Linked DNA regions of Homo sapiens: region 1 is linked to region 2. Evidence: chromatin contacts called from ENCODE Hi-C data. All regions are on one chromosome and are shown on one strand. The core of a region is the stretch at or near the end of the contact, and the rest is flanking DNA. Distances in the headings are between cores, read along the strand shown. Region 1 has its middle 72 kb from the start of SOX9. Region 2 holds the start of LINC02003 (long intergenic non-protein coding RNA 2003).

Region 1 (6,142 bases), core at 2,115-4,614, 150 kb before region 2:
TGGGAGTAACATGAAACATAGATAGACCAGCTAATTGGCTTTCTCAGTCTCTAAAATCCTCCCTTGCATTGCACTCCTTGCCTTCTGATCTTCTGGTTTGTAGAAATTGGCCAGAGCTCTGACCCTTTGTTTGTTGGTAGCAGCATCTGTAAAATGATATGACAGTCTTGTATTTATTTATTTTTGAAAGGATGTAAGGGAAACAGCTTCCCTTATTCAAACAAAACACAAAGTCCCCAAGGCTTTAAAACTGGAAGCTGATTCTCCAGGTGGGGAGATGGGGGTTGCCAGCAATGTCAACATGGCACCTGAGTTTCTGCTTTCCCCTCCCCCATCTCTCCCTCTGACTCTCACATCCACAGCTATGTCAGCCTGGGAGTGAATTACTGTTTGTCCTTCAGAGCTCTGGCCCAAGTGTGGCCAGCTCTCTCTCTCTTGGCTTCCCTTAGCCCATATGAGAGACTGGAATTTAAGTGTGGGAGAGACTAGGAAGAGAAAACCAAAAGGAAGACAAACAAAGAAAACACAGGAAGTTTAGGCAGCACCCAGATTACAAAGCTGACTTTTCTGAGCCTTCACAGCTAACTCATTCCCAGGGCTGGCCACCTGTGTCTCAGTCCACATCTTGTCTAATAAGTTCAGGCAAATTGTACTGAGACAATTTAAGAGACATCTCCAACGGCCACGCTCCAAGGAGCACCCAACTTGTCTTTATGTGGAAGGAGTCAAGTACTTCCCGTTTCATACTCCTCTCTTCATTTTGTGCCCCCAGAGCCCAAGCAAAGACTACCCATCTCAATAGCTCACCCAGCGTGGTCCCAGCACACCACAGTTTCATTTGCCTAGATATCTGGCAGCACTATGGCAACCACTGAAACGAATGAATGCACCTTTCAGGTGACTTGCCTGGCTCTTATCATTGGCCTGAGAGCATAACAATATCACTTTCTTCTTCTTCTTCTTCTTCTTTTTTTTTTTTTTTAATGCACATCTCACTCTGTCACCCAGCCTGGAGTGCAGTGATGCAATCATAGCTCACTGCAGCTTGGACCTTCTGGGCTCAGGCAGGCCTCCCACCTCAGCCTTCCAGCCTCCCAAGGAGCTGGGACCACAGGTGCACACCACCATGCCTCGCTAATTTTTTGTAGAGATAGGGTCTCGCTATATTCCCTAGGCTGGTCTTGAACTCCTGGGATCAAGTGATTCCCCCACTTTGGCCTCCCAAAGTGCTGGGATTACTGGTGTGATCCACTATGCCAGGCCTATGAAATCACTTTCTAATGAAATTATCAACATTCACAAAAACACCCAAGCCAGCCATCACCATGGATGGCTTATGGCAGCAACAGGGTTGAAGAGCTTGGTGAAGGGATCAGCTTCAATCATCCCCCTTGATTCCCAGTGAAGTCAACATAGAAAAAATTTAAAAGAACAGCAGTCTTAAAGCTCAAAGGAGGGTAATTCAAACTTCCCCAGAACTGCAAACTGGGTTACTTTCTTTCTTTCTTTCTTTTTCAGATGGAGTCTTGCTCTGTCGCCAGGCTGTAGTGCAGTGGCACGATCTCGGCTCACTGCAACCTCTGCCTCCCAGGTTCAAGCAATTCTCCTGCCTTAGCCTCCTGAGTAGCTGGGATTACAGGCATGTGCCACCATGCCCAGCTAATTTTTGTATTTTTAGTAGAGACGGGGTTTCACCATGTTGGCCAGGATGGTCTCAATCTCTTGACCTCGTGATCCACCCGCTTCAGCCTCCCAAAGTGCTGGGATAACAGGCATGAGCCACCACGCCCAGCCCAAACTGGTTACTTTCATGATAACTGAATTTCCTTTTGAAGCATTAACACACATGGTCAATGGAGGTGTTGTGCAGTGCACTTTTCTCCTCCTTTCAGTTGGTGGTGTGTTCCCCGGGTGGTTTTGGGGAAATCTTGGCACTGAATACAAACAGCCAGTCCTCACTCTGACATTGTCAGCCAACGAGGGGTCTCCCAGTGTGGGAATGCTGCCCTGAGGGTGTTGCAAGACCCCCCATCTTCTCTGCTCAGCCCCTCTCAGCTCCACACTTTATTTTCCAGGACTGACCTTCTTGTAACTCTCATGCAATTGCTCCCTTTGGGACTCTTCTAGAAACACATTGATAAGGGACGAGAGGATGAGAAGATGGAAAACAAGCCCAGGAAGAATATCTGGCTCATTTTTTCCTTTGCCGATCAAGTAACAATTTATGCCTGGTCAGGACAGACAGCAGATTTTATTTATTTTGCTAGCCTCCTACCCTATTCCCATCCCAGGGGTGGGGCGGGGTGGGCTGATATTTTCTTTCAAGGCTATACTAAAAATTCCAGCCTCCCTCCTGATTCTAACCCCAGGATTACCATTTCAGGCAGGCAGGACCTCCTTGTCATTCAGAAGACAGCTCCCGAAGCCAGCCTCTCCCCACTGCAATTTGGAGCAGCCTTGAAGCATTTAGAGGCCCAGGGGTCGGGGGAGGTACAAGATGTTCTCTTTTTCTCTCCTATCTCTCAAATGTGTTGCTTCAAGACTGCAGTTGTTTCTTTTTAGCAGAACATCGCTGACGAAACTCCTGATTGTCCCCTGGTGTTATCACTCCCTGTCACATAATAAGCCCTAATCTTTCTCCAGAAGTAAAACTGTTTCCATGCCCGATCCCTTAGCTGGTGGTTTTTTTGGAATCCCTCCAGAGAGTGGGAGTAGAGGTTCAGAGGGAAAGATGATAAAGCCTGGAAAATCCGCTGCCTGGGACCTTGAGGGTTAAGTCAGCCCAGATTTGGGAGAAGAAGATTGGCATTCCCCTGATCCCAGATGGAGAATACTAAATAACTCCCTTCAGCAAGTCAACTTGTTTGGTTATCTTGGAGTGTGGATTGGGGCTAACTCATCCTGGCCAGTCCTTCCGGATGTAGCCTTGCTCAAAATCAAGCCTTTTCCAGGAGTCTTGTTCTCTGGGGCTGCCTCCTCCCAGGCTGATAAAGAGTTTCATCATGGATGATTCAAGAGGTTGAGATGCAAGCTGTGGTGATAGCTAACGATGCCTCTAGCCCAGCTGACCTCACTTTCTAGCTGTTGACAGGTTCAGTCAGGCTGGCCAAACAGCTTCCAACCAGGCCAAGACAAATGGTCTCGGGCTTTCGCACCCCCTTATCCCTCCAAGTCCTTCTTCTGGATGGCAGTTCACCTCTGAGAGTCCCTGCAGATCATCTGGAGTCCACCCCTTCTCCCATAGGCAAATGCATAGACCAGGATAAATAAGACTGCTCCTATTTTCCATGCCCCACGTCATGATGATCTCGTCAGAGGCTGGCATCACCCTCTGGTCCCTCCTTACTTCTTCCCAGAGTCTCTCCTTCCCACTCGAACTGTTCCGGACCTGAGTAGGTGGTTTGGAGTCCTGACTCACTTTAAAAAGCATGCAGTAGGCCCAATCATCTTGTGTGTGTGCAGAGAAGACTTTAAACTAGTTCTCACACACACACACACACACACACACACACACAGAGACACCCCCACACACACAGTGCCTCCAGCCTCTTCTCCAGCCAGGGATATGATGGGAAATGGAGGCCTCTTTATCATCCACGCAGTGGGTAGCATTGAGGGCCTCCAGCTCCTGGGGACCACTCAACTCCTCAGATCCTGAATACAGGACTGGAAGAGAAAAGAGATAACAGGCAAATCTGAAGTCTCCATGCAGTGACCAGACAGGCTGGCTCAGACAGGACACAGCGTTTTCTCCATGACTTCTAGAGTTAAGCATCACTCTGGAAACACTGGAAGGAACAGGAAATGCTGGGGACATGTGGGGAGGAATCATACCCCCTTTCACCCACACAGCCTATTTGTCGGGACCAGGGCTCCAACCAATGTGAAGCTTGGGTTGTATCCACACTGGGCTCAAGGCTGAGGCTGAAGCGGCGCCAGCTGCTCGTGTGGCAATTCGGTCCACAGAGTTAAACCCCAGGGCCTTCATAATAATCATGAATCACACTCCCTGACTGCTGCATGACACTCTGCAGTTCTTAAAATGCTTCTTACATACATTGTTCAGTCCTCATGCCTTGCCTGTGAATGAGGCATTATGACCCCTTTTTCTTTTACAGAGATGGAAACTCAGCTTAGTAAAGGGCAGAAGGAGGATACAAACCTGGAACCTCCAGCTCCAGATCCTTCGATCCTCCCCTGCAGAGGGAATTTAACTGTACTTGAGAATGGATAACGCTTTACTGACATGGGGAAATGAAGCCTTCTAGGCACAAAGATGAGGTCAACAAAGGCAAGGGGCAAAACAGTGGAGGATGTTTTCTTTTAAGATTTGTGTGTGTGTGTGTGATGGAGTTTCCCTCTTGTTGCCCAGGTTGGAATGCAATGGGGCAATCTTGGCTCACCACAACTTCTGCCTCTCAGGTTCAAGCGATTCTCCTGACTCAGCCTCCCGGGTAGCTGGGATTATAGGCGCCTGCCACCACGCCCGGCTAATTTTTTTATTTTTAGTAGAGACAGGGTTTCACTATGTTGACCAGGCTGGGTCTCGAACTCCTAGCCTCAAGTGATCCGCCCACCTTGGCCTCCCAAAGTGCTGGGATTACAAGCATGAGCCACCGCGCCTGGTCTTCTTTTAAGAATTTTTTAAAATTGTTTTGCAGCCGAGCTCTGTGATTCGCACCTGTAATCCCATACTTTGGGAAGCCAAGGCGGGTGGATCGCTTGTGCCCAGGATTTTGAGACCAGCCAAGGCAACATGGTGAAACCCCATCTCCACAAAAAATACAACAATTAGCAGGGTGTAGTAGTGTACCCCTGTAATCCCAGCTATTTGGGAGGCTATGGTAGGAGATTGCTTGAGCCCAGGAAGTTGAGGCTGCAGTGAGCCATGATTGTGCCACTGTATTCAGCCTGGGCAACAAAGCAAGACCCTGTCTCAAAACAAATAAATAAATTGCTTTGCCTCAGCACATTGTAAATTTTTTTTTTTTTTTTAGACGGAGTTTCGCTCTTGTTGCACAGCTGGAGTGCAATGGTGCGATCTCGACTCACCACAACCTCTGCCTCCTGGGTTCAAGCGATTCTCCTGCCTCAGCCTCCTGAGTAGCTGGGATTACAGGCATGTGCCACCACGCCCCACTAATTTTGTATTTTTAGTAGAGACAGGGTTTCTCCATGTTGGTCAGGCTGGTCTCGAACTCCCATCCTCAGGTAATCCGACTGTCCCGGCCTCCCAAAGTGCTGGGATTACAGGCATGAGCCACCACGCCCGGCAGCACGTTGTAAATTTAACTATTCATTCCGTTATGTTGTTAGTCCACAGTTATGGCAGAAATTGTTTAAATATATCTATAGAGAGAGAGAGAGAGATAGATATGTATATGTATTATAGCACTTCCTGTTCCTTCCAGCAATTCCAAAGCAATGCTTAACTCTAGAATTCATGAAGAAAACACCACATCCTGAGCCAGCCAGCCTGTCTGGTAACTCCATGGAGACTTCAGAGCTGCCTTATGATCTCTCTCATCTCCTTCTAGAGTTGTTTTATTCCTTTACATATACAAATACTATATGCAAGCATCATATATATTACTCCATAACTTCCTTTTCCCTTAGAACATAGAAAAATGCTGGAAATATCTTTCCATGTCAGGAAATAAGTGTGTATTGTTTTTGAATGGTTGCCTAGTATTCCATTGTATTGATATTATTGGACACTGATACTGTTTTCATTTTTTAGTCATTGCAAATGATGCTGTAATGAATCTTCTTCTGCACATATCTTTGTGCAGATGTTTGATCATTTCCTTAAGATAAATTCCTGGAAGTGGAATAACTTGGTCCAAACACACCATGAAGGTTTTTTATATGGTTTGGCTGTGTCCCCACCCAAATCTCATCTTTAATTGTAGCTCCCATAATTCCCACATGTTGTGGGAGGGACCCAATGGGAGGTAATTGAATCATGAGGGTGGTTTCCCCCATACTGTTCTCGTGGGAGTAAATAAGTCTCACGAGGTCTGATGGTTTTATAAGAGGAAACCCCTTTCACTTGGGTCTCATTTCTCTCTTGTCTACCACCATGTAATATGTGCCTTTCACCTTCCACCATGATTGTGAAGCCTACCCAACCACATGGAAA
Region 2 (5,902 bases), core at 1,649-4,148:
TTAAGTCCTTGAAAAGTCACTGGTGTAACTGAGGAAGTGAATTTTAAATTTTATTTAACTATATTTAAATTTACGTGGTGCATGTGGCTAGTTGTTACCATATTAGACCCCCTGGATCTAGGTGGTCTGGCTCCAGAATCCACACCCTTAAACCTTGGACTGTCCTGCCTTTTAAATCAACTAAGAGAATCAACTACTTACTGGGAGAATAATTAAACTCTAAAGGTGGAGTTTAGGTAGAGTTTCATCAATATCTTAAAGGACAAGAACATGTAAGAAATTAGACTAGGAAAGAGAGAGAAAAGCTAGCTTAAATTAAATGGTAGGCATTCAGGGCAGGTGTTTGGGAGGGTATATCTATAAAAGGAAGAAGGTAAAATACCAACATGGCTTGTCAAGAGAAGAAGTGGTTTCCTCTTGTCTAACCAATAAATTATATTGAGCTCCTACTACGTGACCTTACTAAGTCTTGCCCTCTAGAGTCATGTGGCCTGGGTGGGAAGCCAGGTATGATCCCCTAAACAATGCCAGGCTGCATGGGCCAGGGCAGATGGCAGGACTAAAGTCTGTTTATTCTGTTGGTATTCCAGTTAGCCGTTCATCTGTAAAGACAGGAGTGATCAAGGAAGTCTTCATGGAAGAGAAGGCATTTAAGCTGGAATTTGAAAGAAATGGCTTGAATTAGAAAAGTGGGACAGTGGAAAGGATGACTGCAATGACATACTTGGAAGGAAACATGAACTGTTCTTGGTGACTCTTAGAGACTGACATACGGAGAGTAATCAAAAATGACTTTACATGTTTTGGCTTGGATAAAAATAGTAGTTCTTGGGGCAAACACAGGAACTTTAGGGGGTGGTAGGAGATAGTTTCAGAAATTATGACTTTGGTTTTGGGCGTGTGGATTCTGAGGTGACGGATTGTGGAAATCTTGGATTAATATCCACTTTTCAGTTTAGATGGGAGGAGGATGGATTAGAAGGCTGCCCGAGATCACCTCCATTCCTGGCACTCAGAGGAGCTGCGTTTACTCTAAAGCAGAGAAATTAGGCCAAGGCAGAATGAAGAGGAGCCACAGGACTCCAGAGAGGTTCACGTCACCACCCCACAGGGGACAAACGCATACCTTGTTTTCTGAGTTGACAGACATCCGGTTACTTCATCTTGGAAGTTACATTCATCTGCCCTTTGGAACATCCTGCCCAATGACCGATTTTTTAAAATAGCTTCTTTTCCCTGATTATATTTGTAATACCTACTCACTGCAAAACATTTGAGAAAGCTCAAAAACAGAAATAAGGAAATGCAATCACAAAGACACACACACACACCCACACACAGAGACATATATGTATATATAGAGAGAGACATGCACGTACACACAGACCCGCACATGTATGTGTATGTTTGTGTATAGTGTATATAGTTTTCATCCATTTTAGCTGGTATTTAAAAATGCACTTTTAGCTGACAAAATCTGTAAGAATAAACAAGAAGATAACAATAGCCAACATTTATTGAGTTGTTAGTATGTTGTAGACATAGGGAAAAAATATACACCAATCTCTGCACACACATTTTAAAACAATCTGTTCCTAAAATGCATCTATTGGCTCTCTCCTTATTACCCAACATTCTTCAACACTCAGGTACGTGCGGGTACCTGTTTAACATCTCTTTTTGCCATGTGCTTATTTTCCTTCTAACTAGAAAGCTGTAGTTTCAGAATCACCTGTAACAGCCTCAGAGGCAGCCTATGAGAGGCCAAGAAGAGACAGAGTTGGGGGTTGACACATCATTAGGGATCCAAAAAAGCAGAATCCCTGCCAGGAGTCCCCGCCAATATTCTAAACCTCAAACCTTGAATTGCTGAATCTAAAGAATGCCCTGGACAAGAAAATCAACATTAAACACACCTAGAGAAATACAATAAATAGACACATATGAACAGTGCAAGCAGAGAGATTGAGTGCCTCTGGAAAGAGACAAGAGTGGGGAAGGCGTGCAAGGAGGTAGGACAGGACCCGGGGGAATTTGTGAGCTGCTGTCTTTAACCTGTCCCAGGGAAATAAGAATTGAAATATTCCCTAGTGAATATGATTGGCATATGCAGTTCATCCACAGATCATGGAAACACACCCAGATACAGACACACACCACATACAACCTCGATGGGCAATGCTTCCCTCCCACCTTGGTCTCCTGGGGATACCAACTAAGAGACTGGTGCTTCATTCTTGGAGACAGCCACAGTCTTTGTTTCTGGAGGTGGGTGGATCCTCATCTGGTTCATTTTTTCAAGAAACTGCCTGCTCCCTGAGAAAAGCTTGCTGGGGAGAGAGTTGTCTCACTGGATACGTCTGCGGAGGGGAAGAGAAGGGATGGCCTTTCCTCCAAAGATAACACAGCAGCCCCTGACCTCCTGCGAGTCTCCCTCCAAAACCTTCCTAATGAGCTGTCTCTGGGAGGGGGTGGATATTTTCCACACTATCTTGGCCTCTCCTTGGGTTTTTTTTTGAATCTTCACTTTTCCATGCCATAAACACCGTTTGCCATGACCTCTCCCTCACTGCCATCTCGGACAGCTTCTCATGCGTGAAACATATTTTTGTTCATTACTTTGTTGTCCACGACCTTCCTTCCCAACCGTCCAGCCCGGGTCTCCCTGCACCCTTCACCCCCACGTCACACATATAATGAATTGCTATTCCTTCAGACAACGGGGTGGAAAACTGTGGTCTCCAAGGCAACGGGGTATCCTGGGGTGGGGTGCTGGGGAGGGGGGCCTTGCCCGGCCAGGAAAGGACTGGAAGTAAAGGGGGGTGGGGAGGCACAAGCCGAGATGATATCATTCCTGAAGCCTGCAAGCAGCCAATCCGCTGGTGAGGATATGATGTCATCTCCCCCGCCCCCGCCCCTCTTAGCCTAGGTAGCCCCACTGAGAATTCTAGACAAGTATTGAACTGAAGTTGTATTACTGTGAGAGAAAGGGGGCGGGGGATGGCGATGGGAGAGAGAAAGAGATCTACGGACCCTCTGGATGGCCGGAGCAGACACTACAGTCTTCACCAGAGGCAGCCCCATAAAAATGTCATCGTCTCGGGCTCTCCCCGCATTACAACACAATGATTTCTTTGGGGAGGAGAAAAAAAAACTAAGATTTATTTTGCAACCACACCTCCGCCTCCCTTGGAAGAGAAATACTGACCAACAACAAGTTGTGAATGAAATGTCTGCAGATCGGCCCCCCTCGCCCAGCCTGAGAACTTTCCAGACGGAAAGGCGCACACGTGCACACAGCACCAGCTGAGCCGATTTGTGCTGCTCTCAGCAGCCACCGGGGATGGAGGAACCGCTCAAGGATCTCCAGAGTGCGAGCCTGGTTCGGGACAAAGTTGCCCAACCTAGTGGTGTGAGCCACGTAAGGAGCTGGGGAGAGGGGAGTCTGTCCCCAAGACAATGACAGCATCTAGGGCTCAGTGCCAGGCTCCCGGGAGAAGCAAACAAGCCATGGCTTTAGGGAGGGGTGCAGGCTCATTAGAGAGCCCACTGAAGTGTTACCACCATGCAGAGAGGAGGGGTGAGAGGGCACGGCTCTCCTCTGCCAGTTTTTTTCTCTTGGGACGGGGAAGCAGTGCTGCTTGGAAAATAGCAAACTCAAACCTTCCCCCCAAATGCCAGAAATGTTCCCGGGAGTCCAGGCCACAAGGACAGTGTGTGCAATGGCTTGGACCAGGCCAGAGCTGTTCTCCCTCCCCTTAAACTATGCATAAAAAGGAGGTTCCCCCACATGCTCCTCCTGGGATCTTTCTGGGGTTATCCCACATGAACCCGCTTAGATTGCCTTTGAGGAAACAGAGAAGTGAAGATCCCCCATCCACTCCCCATTTTGGAAAAGTGGACATCAAGGCCCAGAGAAGGGACAGGACCAGCCCAATGACCAACAGAGTCACCAGTGACTCTGGGGCTATGCCTAGGACTCTGTCTCCAGTCTACTGTTCATTCCCAAGGACAAGCCCACAACACAGTAGCAGCACCTGCAGATGGAAAGCCTTCGATCTCAATGTCACCTGTTTGCCGCTTTCTGCATAAGTAATGTCATTGTTGGAATGAGTTTATGATGGTCTCCATCCCCATTTCTATGAGCTGTGAGCAAGACATCTGCTGCATAGCTCACGTGTGTTCAGGCCTCCCTGGACCAGCAGCTCTGACTCACACACGCACAGAACGGTAAGGCACAGCCTCACTCCCTAAGGGCCCGAGATCCAGGAAGGGGGACAAAACAGGGGTCATGTAAACATGTGTGAATTGCATACACGAGTAGGATGGATGAGGGCTGGGTTTGCTCAAAAAAAAGAGGTGCAACTCTGACTTTTAATAAATAGTTACTGGCGTCCTACTCTCTGCCAGGTGCTGAAATACAAACATGACTAGGTCTGAGTTCTACCCTCGTGGCATTTATATCAAGAGAAGGAGACTGAGGCTGTAAACTTAAATCTTCCCTATGGAAGCCCCAGGAAGGCAGGGGCTTGGTTGTATGGAGGCTGTATGAACCCGGCACCTAGCATAGCGCCTGCTATACAGTAAACACACGATATGTTGGATGACCAAACAGAAGCAGTGCCTGGAAGGATGTTTCTAACTCTAGAGGACGTTAGCGAAGAGGTGATACTCGAACGGGGCTTTGGAAGATTAATGATCGCTTGCCAGGTGAAAGGAGGGGGAACATTCAAAGTAGAGGGAACAACATTTGTAAAGGTATGACATATAAGTGCAGGACAGGATAGGTTAGATAAGAGAATGAATAACCCCTGTATTAGTCCGTTCTCACACTGCTATAAATAACTGCCCGAGACAGGGTAATTTATAAAGAAATTGACTCACAGTTCCACATGGCTGGGGCGACCTCAGGAAACTTACAATCATGGTGGAAGGGAAAGCAGTCATGTCTTACATGGCAGCAGGTAAGAGAGCATGTGTAGAAAGTGAAAGGGGAAGAGCCTCTTATAAAACCATCAGATCTTGTGAGAACTCACTCACTATCCTGAGAACAGCATGGGGGAAACTGCCCCCGTGATCCAATCACCTCCCACCAGGTCTCTCCCTCAACACCTGGGGATTACAATTCGAGATGAGATTTGGGTGGGGACACAAAGCCTAACCATATCAACCTCCAAATCCCCATGGCTTAAGATAACAAAGGTCTGTTGCTTGTTTTTGCTACATGTCCGTTGCAAGTCAGCTAGCGACTCTGCTCCATGCTGTGGCCACTCTCTGACCCAGGCTGATGGAGCAGCCACAACTGCAATATTATTGCTGGTCACCAGCGAAGATGAAAAGGAGGGCTCAGCCCTTAAGTGACACACCCTGCTGCTTATAACTCATTGGCCATAACTGGTTACATGACCCCACCCAACCCCAACAAGGGCCAGGAAGTACAGTCCTAACTCACCATAATCAGAAAGCTAGAAATATTCAGCAGCAGCATTAATGACTATCACACAAAGACATGTAAAATTGGTCTTGTGTCTTTGGGGAATATACACTGTGAGCTGCAGCAGTCCAGGAAGGCTTCATGGAGGAGATGGGCTCAAAACGGGCTCTGAAGAATAGACAAGAGCCAGGAAGGCAGAAAGAAGAGGGAAAGGCATTGCAGACAGCAGAAACAAGCCAAAGCCAGACACTGGGAATGAAGCTGGTACCAGGCAGCTGGCAGGGATGAGGAGGTGGACTAGAGCGGCAGGATTTGGTTATTTTACCAACTGGATGCTGATCCTTTCACGGTGTCAAGAAAAATTGATCCGGAACACCAGAATGCTAGGTGGCGCTCCTGCAATGCATGCTTTCTCTTTTGGGCCATGTTTTAAACCTTGTATTTGGGAAAATTTCAAATTTATAAAAA

The links. Hi-C counts contacts between places; a loop is a spot of excess contacts on that map. Pooled maps may share reads with other maps.
Region 1: a loop to region 2 is called in a map of cardiac septum, with 7 times the contacts of the local background. The contact joins the enhancer-like site here to the promoter of LINC02003 in region 2. A Hi-C loop is called at or near these places in 1 of 168 maps with a recorded cell type or tissue (cardiac septum) and 2 of 50 pooled maps.

The regions. Positions count from the first base shown.
Region 1 is chr17:72,189,632-72,195,773 of GRCh38, forward strand. No RefSeq gene overlaps it. Among named protein-coding and RNA genes, the nearest start is that of SOX9, 72 kb to the left of the region's middle. Within about 2 kb of position 3,365, at least 6 of the 41 ENCODE cell types and tissues checked have a DNase peak (open chromatin) inside an H3K27ac peak, as active enhancers do.
Region 2 is chr17:72,339,913-72,345,814 of GRCh38, forward strand. LINC02003 (long intergenic non-protein coding RNA 2003) reads left to right here and starts at 2,899. Exons shown (of 4, transcript NR_135222.1): 1 at 2,899-4,230. RefSeq lists an enhancer at 4,771-4,830.